2 separate regions of the Mus musculus genome follow, and region 1 is linked to region 2. Evidence: chromatin loops called from intact Hi-C (ENCODE). Cell type or tissue: gastrocnemius. All regions are shown on one strand. Each heading gives the region's core, and the rest is flanking DNA. Links, peaks and the distances in the headings are about the cores only.

The links. Peaks named below come from ENCODE experiments on the same cell type or tissue, not always from the same donor. Only the 100,000 strongest peaks of a DNase experiment are listed, where the experiment ranks them.
Region 1: it touches region 2 in a loop (7-fold over the local background); 22 of 42 quality-filtered maps call a loop at or near these places.

The regions. Positions count from the first base shown.
Region 1 is chr3:14,676,568-14,683,118 of GRCm38, forward strand. No RefSeq gene overlaps it. Among named protein-coding and RNA genes, the nearest start is that of Car13, 38 kb to the left of the region's middle. In gastrocnemius, for the core only: a CTCF peak has its summit at 2,811 (motif pointing right); DNase peaks (open chromatin) are centred at 2,860 and 3,135.
Region 2 is chr3:14,867,006-14,873,556 of GRCm38, forward strand. Car3 (carbonic anhydrase 3) reads left to right here. Exons shown (of 7, transcript NM_007606.3): 4 at 1,344-1,436; 5 at 2,230-2,292; 6 at 3,037-3,192; 7 at 4,537-5,376. The coding sequence ends at 4,656. Among named protein-coding and RNA genes, the nearest start is that of Gm41999, 6.2 kb to the left of the region's middle. In gastrocnemius, for the core only: CTCF peaks have their summits at 1,726, 2,984 (motif pointing right) and 4,619; DNase peaks (open chromatin) are centred at 2,993 and 4,581; H3K4me3 peaks cover 1,943 bases; H3K27ac peaks cover 2,871 bases.

The DNA of each region.
Region 1 (6,551 bases), core at 842-4,841, 190 kb before region 2:
AAACCAAGCTAAAACAAAAGAAAACAACAACAAAACAACCTCACTGGTGTGCTGTCTGGATTTCTGGATTCCAGTTCATTCTAGATGTAATCAAGTTGACAACTAAGAATAGCCATCACAGAGGGAATAAAGAGTTAATAAAAAGTCTCAATGCAGGCAGATTCATCAGTTTCCTCTTCTGTTTCAATGAAAGTTTTCTTCTAGGAAATCATGCGTCTGATTCAGGTGGGTGCACTCCGTTCTCAGTCAGGCAGAATAGAGAGGAGAAGCCCCCACTTAGAAAATCACCAGCCAGAGTAGTTACAGCCTGGGACTATGTAGGTTGTCACTCGGGCATCCTGAGGCCCAGCTTTCTTCTCCACCCCCACCCCATTAGATTGCCCTTCTATTTGGTACAAGGTAGATGCTTTTAATGTTCTTGGCAGAAATCAAACTATGTGGGCTCCTTCCTCATAATGAGAGGCCCTGACAATGCGTTGTCATTATGCAGAACGTATAGATAGAACTGTTTGCTGACTAGCCACAGAATATGAGATGTGAGCCGTGGGCGTTTCTTTTTCGTGCAGCTACCCTACCAGTGGTGAGGGAAAGGAAGCACATCTCTTCTTCACTGTGAAGATCCACTTCATGTGTTTATCTTACTGAATGACGCGTAATGAAGACCATTACCCAAACATTTTAGACGAATTCAACAAGCTTTATTTTCTGTCAGGTAGGAGGACTCTCTTCCTAAAGTGGGGTTTGAAAAAAATATCGAACATGGAAGAAAGAGTGGTTTATATATCTCAAAAAAACCCCTGCTAACTAGGGGTTCCAACGGTTGGAAGATTTTTCAGAGGAATTATACTTACATAGGATCTTGGCAGAACATCTCAAAATTATTTGGCAGAACACTTTATCTTCTCAGGGTGGGTGTAGGTCAATTCTCAGGCAGGTGTGGATTTAAGTTGAATTCCAGAAAGGTTCAAGTTATGATCTAGTCAAATGCTGAGACATAGAAATTAAAATTTTATGGAAAATAAAAGCGAACTTATTTTGACCTTGTAACAACAAGATGGCTACTGATATTAAGATGGAGTCAGGCTGGTTCACCCACCGTATGCCACATGCCCACCTGAACAAACTGCTCCTTGTCATGTACACTGCCAGAAAAGTTCCCTTGGTAAAATTCAGAGAGATTGAAACATTAAGAGGATATGCTTCATTTAATTCTTCCTAAGGGAAAAAAATCTTGGAGATAGCGATTTCAATATGCTAAAATTGCGTATGTTCCATTTTTTTAAAAGTAGATGACACCATTTTATTTATTTTTAAATCTCTTTTTCTTGAAGTTTGGGCTCATGTCCATTTACCTGTGGATGGCTCCCAGGGATCTTTGATAATGTGTCTAGACAGATTTCTCAGTGGTACTCACTGCCCATCCCCCTACCCAGATCCTCTCTGGAAATGGTGGCTCTCCCTGCAAACTCTCCTCAACAAGGGTGGCATTAGCTACTCAGGTCTCACAGTCTTCTGCCCATTTTCTGTCAAAACTATATAGATGTCCTTAGCAAGCTGCCTTAACATCTGCACAGCTGGTCCTGCCCCATCGCTGCTGTACACTTAATGTATAGCAGCCGGTGGGATTGTTACCCAGCAGGTCAAAGGTCTTCACACTGAGGAGCACCACTCAGATTCCCTGACCCAGAAAGTCTAGATGTGTCCTAGGGAATTCCTCATGATTTGAGCACTGCTGTTCTACCCACTCCCTTCCCCAAACCCCACCCTCTGTGCTGACTCATCAACACATCTTGCTTTTAGAACATTCTTTTTCATATTCCCTTGGAGTATTTTTCTCCACACAATTCATCTGGGTCGTTTTCTCATTCTTTTTAATGTTGCTTCCTCAAACTGACTTTCTGGAACCCTGCTCCTGAAGATGTGTTCCTGTTTGTTTCTTTTTGTTTTTCTTACCCCAGTTTCTTACTTTTTTCACAGTACAGTAAAATTAACAGCATAATTCAAGTATTTCTGCCTCCCTCCTCCCACCTCTCCCAGTCTCCACGCCTCTCTTCCCCTTCTCCCCCCTCCCTCTTTTCTTTGTCTCTCTTAAGGACAGTAGTTTTATTTTGTTAAATAGTGTTCTAGCATGACAGAACATGGTAAATACCAACAGATGATTATTTCGCAAGTAGTTTTTCATGGACATTAGAAAGAGTATATGGATTGCAGTGTAATTGAATTTCTGTTAGTTTTATGCTTCTATAGATGACTATGCATAGACTGAAAAATGTGCCTTCTTGTTTGTTCGGAGCTTGTTGTGTAGAGTAGGTTGGCATTGAACTCTTCAATGATTCTCCTTACCTCTACCAGCTGAGTGCTGGGACTGCCACAGTGTGCAACTCACTATTTGTTTGTTTGTTTAAGCTAGCTTTACTAATACATTATGTGCAAAGCTTTCTTCAACCACCCCTCAAAAGACACTACAGCTTTGGGGTGTTATTGCATGAGTGGACATGGACATGTAAAATACATAAGTTTACAAACTCTTTCAGTGTTGTTTCATACTTTGAACTGCTGTGGCCATTTTGATAACATAAGGAACACATTTAGTTCCTCACACCATACCTGTTAAAACAGCATTGTGGTGAGAGACATGTTCCAGAAGAGACCCCAGGAGAGTGTGAGCGGGCGCGAAAGTAACTCTTGCAGAAAATGAGAACGCGAAGGAAAAGTGATTCTAGCCTAGCAGCGGGTAAGGAAACGTTAACAGGGGAAAAGAAAATCCAGGGAAGTTCTTCTAAAAACCTCCATGTTTCATCCTCTTTGTAACCAGGAGGTGGCACTGCTGGCGTATAAAACTGATACTCTCTGAGGATGCAGACCAGGTAAGTATGTGGAAAAGTAGAGAGGGCAGCTTAAAACCACCACTTTGCTCACTCTGGTCAGCGCAGATTCCCAGCTCCTTCCAGACAGCATTTCCTCTTTATTGCTAAGACCCGCAGGGACTGTTTCATTGATGCTTATTAGTAACTCAAGCACACTTAGTGTCTTGTAGTTTCTTTGCTCTCATCTGTCTCCCTCCTCCCCTTGCCTCCATGTGTATCTCCTGGCCATCCTCCTCAGGGAGCAGCAGCCTGCCACCTGTTCTGGTACCACACACTCCTCTGGGTGCCACACAGATCCCGCGGGACCCTGCTTCTGCAGCTGCCAGGGAGGAGAGAGGTTGGGGGAAAGTTCATTAACAGTAAACAGCCTGCGCGGCCTCCCCTGGGGTGGGAGTGGGGGATGGGGGAGAGTTTCATAAGGGGAGTGGTCTCAGGTGCAAACCGCTGGATTTAAGTCCTGCTATCAATGCTAGGAGAGGGGCTTCACCTGCACCCCTCTACATAATTCTTTCCCAAGTTTTCGGCAAATAGAACCCTATGCGTGAGTACTGGGTTAACCGAGGGCCTGAAAGCAATTACGCAGGTGAATGCCAAAGGCTCATTTATTACAGGCTTCTTTTCCACAGCCCATCGCCAAGCCCAGCTCCGCTTTTCTGCTGCTAAAGAGGAAGACCTTGTGGTCGGAGCTCCAAGTAGTCTGCTATCTGGTTCAGCTTCACGGTTCCCCTCGTGTCCCATTCACATAACCACCCACCCACCCACCCACCCACCCACACAGTTCTACTCCTTAAAAGACATTTTTGGAATTAAAGAAAACAGACATACAAAATTTCTGGGACTTTGGTTATAATTTTGAAGCTCAGAGGCCCAGGAACTCCGTTTTTTTCAAATAAATGTCTTTCTTGTGTTTTGAGGGCCTCGGTTAACTCAGCCATAACCGAGATATCCAAGCCAGCCTATGAGCACTATTGATGGAATATCTGAAAACCTCTTTTTAAATGTATTTACTTATGATGATGACGATGACGACGACGTCAACGACGACGATGACGTCGACGACGACAATGTGTAGGGGTATTTTGCCTGCATGTATGTCTGTGTACCACTTGTGTGCCTGGTGCCCTCGGAAAGCAGAAGAGGGTGTTGTAAAAGGAGTTACAGAAGGTTGCGAGGAGCCACCATGTGAGTGCTGGGGACGGAACCAAAACCTCTGGGAAAGCAGACAATGCTCTTAACCACTGAGCTCCATCTGACTGAGTACTTTTAAAGTTGAGGTTAACAGTAGTGGCCATGACAGAAGGGTGATGAGTAAGGTAAAATAGCTGGCGAATGCCACCACGTTTCTTACCATCATCGGCTCTCACTCTCTAGTCATAAAAGTGGAATATCATCTTGCAGAAGGCATTGTTCTTTTTTTTTAAATTGGATTTTTAAATTATGTACATTTCAAATGTTATCTCCTTTCCTGATTCCCCCCCACAGGAAAAAAAAAAACCCTCCCTATCCCATTCCCCCTCCTTCTGCTTCTATGAGGGTATGCCTCCCCCACTTCCGCTTCTCCGCCCTCACATTCCCCTACATAGATGTATCGAGCCTTCACGGGACCAAGGGTCTCTCCTCCAATTGATGTCCATCCTCTGATACATATGCAGCTGGAGTCATGGGTCCATCCATGAGTACTCTTCGGATGGTGGCTCTGGGAGCTCTGGTTGGTTGATATTGTTCTTCCTGTGGGGTTGCAAACCCCTTCAGCTCAGAAGGCATTGCTCTTAAAGTAATCACAGTTGACTTATAGACAATTCTGCTAGCTCTGCCCAACATCATTAAACACAGCCATGTGTAAGCTAGGTGCAGCAGCCCATAGAGGACTGTTACCCCAGCCTCTCCTCTTTCTCCTCCTCCCCACACTCCTCCTTTTCCCACTCCTCCTCTCCTCTCCTCTTCTCTTCCTCCTCTTCTCCATCTCCTTCTTCACTCTCACTCTGTGTTCCTACAGGCTCCTGGCTGGTCTCTCTTCCTCTCTCTTCCTGTCCTTCTCTGTCTACCTCTATTTCAGGTCTCTGTTCCCTCCCTCACAATAATTCTTCTTTATGACAGGTCTGTCACATGTCATGATTCCTTAGGGGGACATCTCAGCATGATTCTGCCAGGTATTCCCTTACTCCTGCCACATTGTATTGCTTTATATTTCATATGATTACCACAGTGCTTGAGATGCCTAATAAACATGACCTAATAAACATGACCTGTGCGCATGCTGCCAATCAAGGAGATGCAAGAACCTGGGGCCTGATTCCTGTTAGATTCTGACACTAGGTGACACTACTGACATTGTCAACAGATCGTACCATCCTGAGAAGGTAGGTGGGTCAGATATTAATCTCTTAAGACTGTAAGTATGAGAGCATGCCTTGAGAGACAAATTAACAGTACATCAGTGCTATAAAATCTTCAAGGCTTTAATCAAGACATTTAGATAGCAGTTGGGCCAGCATGGTTTACTGATTTGACTCATTGAAGTTGATAGTAAAGGAGATACTGTATTTAAGAAGCCTCTGCTTCTAGTGGAGATAGGAAACAAGGGACTCTGCCTCAAAAGTCAGAGCAGAAAGGGGAGATGGCAGGAGGGTATCTGCAGAACTAGGAACCGGAGAAATAAAAACAGGTCAAAATGGATCGCCCTACTGCTCATACTGTATTTATGTCAGGTGACATAGAAATAAGCATTTTCCCCTTCTCATCAAATTTTAAGTTTACATATAGTTTTATAAACTTGCATATAACTTTACATATATTTCAAGTTTTATTTAAATCCCATATCTAATTTGAATGTGACTAGAGCACGTGGCTACAACAGAAATGCAGTGTACATTCAGGAGGAATGGAGCCTTTGAGAATCACATTAGAGGTGTTAGAGGGGGCATAACTGCCTTTTAGCAAGTATTAAGAGAGGGATAGGGCCCCAGGAGAAGGCCTGTCTGCCTTGTTGTTTGCAGTGAATGCATCTGATTGGGAGGGCTCTGATCAGGAGCTGCACTCTCTGCATTTTCACAATTTAATGTAAAGGAGAAACTGTTAAGAAAAAGTAAAGAGATGGTCCATTGGCTAAGTATCATCCTGTCTCTTTAGTTTGCATACGATACCTGCTAGCATTTTGTCTAAGCTCCACCCCACAGTTACCTGGCTCTTGCTTTCTTGCTCTGTTCTCTAGCCCTTCCCCCACCCTCATTCTCTCCCCCTCCTCCCTATACCCCCCAACCACACGTGCTCATGGCTGGCCTCTACTCTTCTATTTCTCTACATTCTCTGTCTCTACTACCCTCTTAACTCCCCTCCCCATGCCCTGAATAAACTGTTCTATACAATACCTTTGTGTGGCTGGTCCCTCAGGGAGAAGAGATGCATCGGCATGGGCCTTCAGAGGCACCCTCCTTCCCCCATAGCTGACTACACATCCAACAAAACATATCCCTTCTTTCTTTATCTTTTATAAAACACAGCAGTACCTCAAGAGGTTTTACAACTGAGTGTATGGATTTGCAGATTACAAATGGAAATCTAAGTCCATGCGGCACCGTTCAAAACACAGTGACCTGAAGCATGGGTGCCACATGGAACCCCACTTTACAATGACAGTGCCAAGGAAGGCCAGGGTAACTGCCTGACAAAGCAGCCATCATGTTC
Region 2 (6,551 bases), core at 1,040-5,039:
TCACTGAAGATGTTTTAGCTTTAACATATAGTGAAGCCATCAAATATGCTAGGTCAGAGAGAAGTGGGCAAGTGGGTTAGCATCCTCCGGGAGTATTCCCCAGGTTACACTGAGAAATGGACCATAGACTTGAATAGAACCAGAACAATAAGGAAGCAAATTCATGTGAAGCACCCATAGGCATTAGCTCCTTTGATCCCCGCTACAACCTTATGTACAATGTTACAAATTGTTACAAATTATTGTTACAATGTTACAAATTATGTACAATGTTACAAATTGGCAATAAGGAAGCAAATTCATGTGAAGCACCAGTACGCATTAGCTCCTTTGATTCCCGCTACAACCTTATGTACAATGTTACAAATTGGCAGCTGACACCCTTGAGGGTTACATAACAGAGGCACAGTGGCTGGGCCTGGGGTTCTTTGTACAAACTAGCTTCAGATACCACTCTTATGAGTATATGCAGTGCTTCAAAAACAGCTTCCTGTAATTACAAACCTCCTTTCTGCTTGCTTAAGGAAGTATGCTTATACACGTATGCATCTCATTTAAGGCAATGATTTGCAAATGGAATAAGATAGGTCTCCTCTGTTTTCATTAGGAAGCCAGGTCTATATAGCATTGACAAGAAGTGAACAAAATTTCTTTTTTTCTGCTTTGGTCTTTTCCAAGGCAGATGGTGATTAGCATTGGGGTGGGACAGAAATGTGGCTGTGGCAACACACTGTATCTGATCCCTCGGGCATCCCTGGCCACTTAGCTGGTGGCTAAGTAAACTCAAAGAAACTCCAAGTGCTGACCAGGCCTGGCCATGCACATTTAGAAGGGTATAGCCATTCCTCTACAGCCAATCTAGAGAGAAGAAAGCAATAGAGTATTAGGAACATCTTTCTGCTAGAGTTTTCCTCCACCACTAGAGAAAGTCCAGGCTAATTTTTTTCAAATGTAGAAAAGGCTTTGAGTGCGATGTTTGTGTCTGGAATTATCACACATTTTTTGAACTTGAATATAACATTTTAGCAGCTATGAACTATTTCTTGCTATTTTAAGTAACTCACTATGGACAACTTGATTGTTAAAGCTGTGCTCACATCCTAAATTAAGATAAGCCAGACACTGGAGCTCTGTCTAAGCAGGGACAGGAGCTTCCATACAATTTTTATCTGAACTATTGAAATGTCACCAAGTATTGCTTATTAATATTTAGAATTTCACCAACTTCCATGAAGATGTTCAGTAACAACCGTGAGACTGCACACCTTTGGGTCTCTTGTGGATAATAGTGCCCATTTCCATATCAAAGGATTTATCTCACAACCTGTGTTTGGTGGTTGCAGCTTCACCTGGTTCACTGGAATCCAAAGTATAACACCTTTGGAGAGGCTCTGAAGCAGCCTGATGGCATCGCTGTGGTTGGCATTTTCCTGAAGGTGAAGTAGATACTGACACTCATTTTTTCTTGTTCAGGATGTAGTCCCTTTCTAATGTTTAGGAGACCACGTGTTCCATCCTTTCTTTTGTTTGAGGCATGTGTGAGGGTGGAGACGCAAAGCTTCCAAAGGCAAGAGCAAAGGCTGACGGTGTTCATTTTCCTTCTCCAATACTCTATTTCCATCACAGTGGAAACCAGAAAGCCAGTGCTGGGAATGTCTGTGATGCCAGGCGCCTGGCTAGACCTCTCCTTGGCTTAGGGAGGCCGCCACCCACAGGATCTCAGACTAGGGTGGCAGAAGCAATGTGTGTGTTGTTCAGCCAACCTTGGTTTAAAGTGGATTTAGTGTCATTAACACGTGAACTTCATGGTAACCCAATCTGAATTTTAAGCCTGCAGTGAAAATCCGACTTTTTTCATTCCAAGTGACCTAGTTTGTTCTAGGTTCTGAATTCACTGACTGTGAGAAAAAAAGACAGTGGGTGTGGGTGTGGCTGTGGATACCAAGTGTGCTCTGGCTTTTACTCTTTTAAAGAATGGGATGACTTTGCAGAGGGCCAAGGAACAACATGTAATTTTGTGGTTTTGCACTTCAGAGAGCTGAAATCCAAATTTAGATCAGAAAATATATACTCTACAATCTTTCAGGGTAAATAAACTTATATTTGGCTTAACCTGAGAATATGGAAGACATAAATACTGATTACATGTGGATGGGTCAAATCAGTTTTAAGAAGATCTTCAATTATGGCAGAGGGGAAAATATCTCATTTGATGTCATTTTCTTACAGATAGGACGGGAGAAAGGCGAGTTCCAGATTCTTCTTGATGCCCTGGACAAAATTAAGACGAAGGTAAGGGTGAACCATTTTCCCTCTACAAACCTAAGACAATATCAATTGTCACTGTCTGATTGATACCCTACGTTACATACAAAAGTAAATTTGTTAGTGCTGAGACCTTAGAGCACTGTCACAGCTGTTATTTCAATTGTTAGTCAGCCTGTCAGATCAGTACTTTCCCTAGGAAGAAAGTGGAGGTCCCAGGGTCTGCTTGCCTCTCTCCTACCACGGTGGGCACAGGATTGCCGAGGCTCTTCAGGCCAGGCACAGTCACTCTCTCGATCCTGGTACTGTCCTTTCCTGGTAGCCCCATATATTTTAAATATTAACAGTAAACTCTTGTAACTAATAGACACATTTTAGTTGTCTTTGATGTTGTTCTAGGGAGCTGCTTTTAGGTGTAATACTAGAAGTAAGTATTCTAAGCATGGCATGTACTAAAGTGAAAGTCGTCACATCAAACTTCCAAGAAGTAATTCTACTCCAGTCTGAGTCTCCTCTGGGAGAAAGGGCAGACTCTCAGTCCCACCCATCGTGTAAACAAGGCATAACATATTGCCCTGACTATGACAGATAAAGTTTGAACACCAAGCAGATTCCTTTTCATCTGTGATTGACTAGTGAAGGGCCCGAACCTATTCAAATGTCTGCTTTCCCTTTCGCTATTGAAATCACTTCTCCTGAAAGAATAGATGAGGCCTCTAGGGGGCGCTTGGCGCACGTGCCAGCTTAGAGAGCCTGCTTGGTGTCTTCCAGGGCAAGGAGGCCCCTTTTACACACTTTGACCCATCATGCCTGTTCCCTGCTTGCCGGGACTATTGGACCTATCACGGCTCCTTCACCACGCCGCCCTGCGAGGAGTGCATTGTGTGGCTGCTGCTCAAAGAGCCCATGACTGTGAGCTCAGACCAGGTGAGCCCAACTTGCGTGTTAACTGGGGACTGCAGACCGCAAAAGCTGAAATAGATGTTGAGAGCTAGACTGGTGGCGTGGTCCTCAGATGTCTCACAGTCCGGCCTGTAGAAATACACTCAGCTTGTTCAGTTCGGTTCAAGGATGCTTCCTAAGGGTAGTCGGACAACGCAATCCCTTAAGAGCCGGTGGGACCCTGAACCCATGAACTTCCTTCATTAGTATGAGTGAAGACTGGCTAGGAGATGGGGTAGCAAATTCAGGCCTGAGGAGGAGAAAGGTGCAGAAATGACTTAGCAAGACACCTTTTGCGGGATGTTGCGTTTCTCTAGATTTTTTTCCAAAAAAAAAGAGCTTGAGGCTCAGAAACAAAACTTATTTCTCCACAAGGGCAACCAAGTACAAAGTTCTCATCCCAGGCCCAGCCTGTCTACTTCCAAGAGTTCCTAACTTGTCCCTTCACCCCTATCTTACTTCCATTTATCTAAAGAATGTGCTGACAATACTTACAAGACACGACTTCCAGGAAAGCTAAATGGGTGTGGACATGGAGAACATGGTTAAAGTGAACCCCACAGGGCTCACAGCCTGGAATAGGATGTCTCACAGTAAAATCAGTTTGCCAGCCTGACTTAAGAAAGCAGCTTGTGTGTTTCTTCCAGGGTGGACCTAAGAATAAACCAACATTAAAAAAGAAAAAGAAAATCAAGATTCACCTTTAACAATCTTGTTAATTGGTATAAAGATTTTAAAGGTCGAATGACAATTTTTAATTTTAAAGGGGGAAGAAAGCTAAAAGAAAATTTAGTAGTGGAGCATAATATATTTTAACATTGACAGTCTACCTCTGATGTTCAGAAGGCAGCTTGTGGCCTTGTGGGTTCTGGGTGTAGAACTCAGGTTGTCAGACTTGGCCATAGCACCTTTACACACTGAACCACCTCAACTACCAAGACATGATATTTTTTATGAGAATTCCTCATTTTCTGATCCCTTAAGAAAAAGAATAGTACACAGTTTAACATATACCCCGTTTTAAATTTCTTTCTAGTCCTTTAAAATGTAATTCCATAAACACTTGACTTGATTACACTGTGGGAGCCTTTTGAAGTTTTTCTTACGTTCAGGCATATGATACATCCCCATCCCCTCTATGTATATAAAGTTCATGCTGAACCCTGGTGTGGAAGGTGTAATTCTGAGAGCAGGGAATTCTGGATGTAAGAAACGGTCTATGTTATGAGCTGGGGCTTACAAACTCAGGACCTATCCCTGGAGCCTGGCTGTGGTTTGTCTGGCCAGTTAGAAAGCCTGTGGTTTCTAACAGTCTGCTTCCTCTTGCAGATGGCCAAGCTGCGCAGCCTCTTCTCCAGCGCAGAGAATGAGCCCCCGGTGCCTCTGGTGGGGAATTGGCGCCCTCCTCAGCCTGTCAAGGGCAGGGTGGTGAGGGCCTCCTTCAAGTAAGGCTCTGAGCTTGCCCTCTTCGGGCAAGAAACTCTGCCCCTGAAGAGCCTGCTTGTCTCCTCCTGGTGCTCCCTACTCCAAGCTGTCCGACAACACCTAGAGGAAGAGGAGAAGCAGTCACATGCAACCGCAGTGCCTTTTGACATGATCTCACCCAGAAGCATGAATTTCACACCTAACATTCTTAATAACCACCTGTTCTAAAAAAAAATAATAATAATTAGTATTTCTAGTATGAATTCAGTGAGGAAGAAATAGATGGAAAAATAGCGATAGAGAACAGTGGCTCACTGAGCATATTAGACTCAGAATCTCAGCACTCCTACTTTCAGGCTGAGTTACAAATACTACAGAAGTGATGGGCCCATGCTATGTATCCGGGTATGGAGGAGTATGCGGACCTTACCACACTTAAGTGAAAACACACGTTAACATCATTGTAGATCTCAAAAACTGAATTCATAATGTGTTTTACTTCAAATAATACCAGCGATAATCCATCACTCGTTAAAAATTTGCCTACTACCAAGTTTGCCTGGTTTTAGTCACCTATAAAACACACCCATGAAGCCAGGTGTTTTAAAATGTTTGATCCAGCATTTAAATTTCTTCTTCATAAAGATGGTTTTCTTTGCCCAAAGTAGAGCCATTTATTTTTTATTTCACTACTTTAATCTTTGCATGCCTATTAAAAACAAAAACAAACAAACAAAAAAAAAACAAAAACAGCAACAACAAAAAAAACTGTGTCAGGTGTCTTTTGAGTTGGAGGCTGGGATGTCTGGTTCCTGGAACAGGAAGGAGGGAATGTCAACACTGAAGCCAAGAGCTTGCATTGATCACAGAAACAATAAAAGACAGATGGCAAATGAAAAGAATGTGTGTCTTTTCCTTAAACTGAAAATTCAGGGTAAGTCACTTGTTTTAAGGTAACATATGAAGTGACAAGCTTCACTATGGCAGTGTCATTCGTGTTAGTGATTATGCTTAGTTATAACTCAGCCCTCCATCACTGCCCTCTCCAGGTGACAGCTTCCCACAAAGTCCCCTCCTCTGCTTTAATAGGAATTCCATTGGCCTTCTTCTTTAAGATCTCTTTCTCCCCTTCATGATCCCTTTTCTAGTTTCACGACTACACACATATGTCTACACACATATAATTTTAATTCTGATTTATATGAATGAAAGGAGATATTCAGTATTTATCTTTCTGAGGGCAAGGCAATCGGTAAGGGAGTCAGACCAAGCTGCCAACCTGGGCAGTGGGTGTTGGCCCATCTCATCATGTGAGTGCTCCCAAAGCATTAAGTCAAAGTTGACGAGGACTCTGGGATCCAGGCCAGTGCTATGAGCTAGTGCTCTTTTTAGTCATAACAGAACCTTTTATATCATCTTTTTAAAAAATGTACAAAAAAGTACCACAAAATGACATGTCCCGACAGTGCAGGAAGACATATATCGACTTTTGATACATTTAATGTTTCTAAACACAAAGTCCAGTTGCACAGCCAAAAGGTGGTTATCTTTCAGCTCTGAGTGGCTGATGTGTTAGTGACTGTAGAAAAGGGTAGCAATAGGCAGTGAGAACAGTCCTGGGTCCGGGAGCCCCGAGGCACTGGAAGTCAGACCATGTGATAAAGTCCTGTGAGGCTGGAGTTATTTAATAGATTACCACTTGGGTGAGGCAAAACCAGGTTGGTCAGTGTGAAGAGGATGTGTTAATTAAATCCCTTGAAATTAGGAGGTGTGGAGCTCTGATCATTAGTGGTAATACACAAGCTGCTTGTCTCAGGGCATTTAGCTTGTAATGTTCAGAGCTCTGTAAAGACTGTATCCATTATTTAAGCTATGTCTGGGAGGCACGTGGTCTCACACTGATTAAAAATGGTTACTAT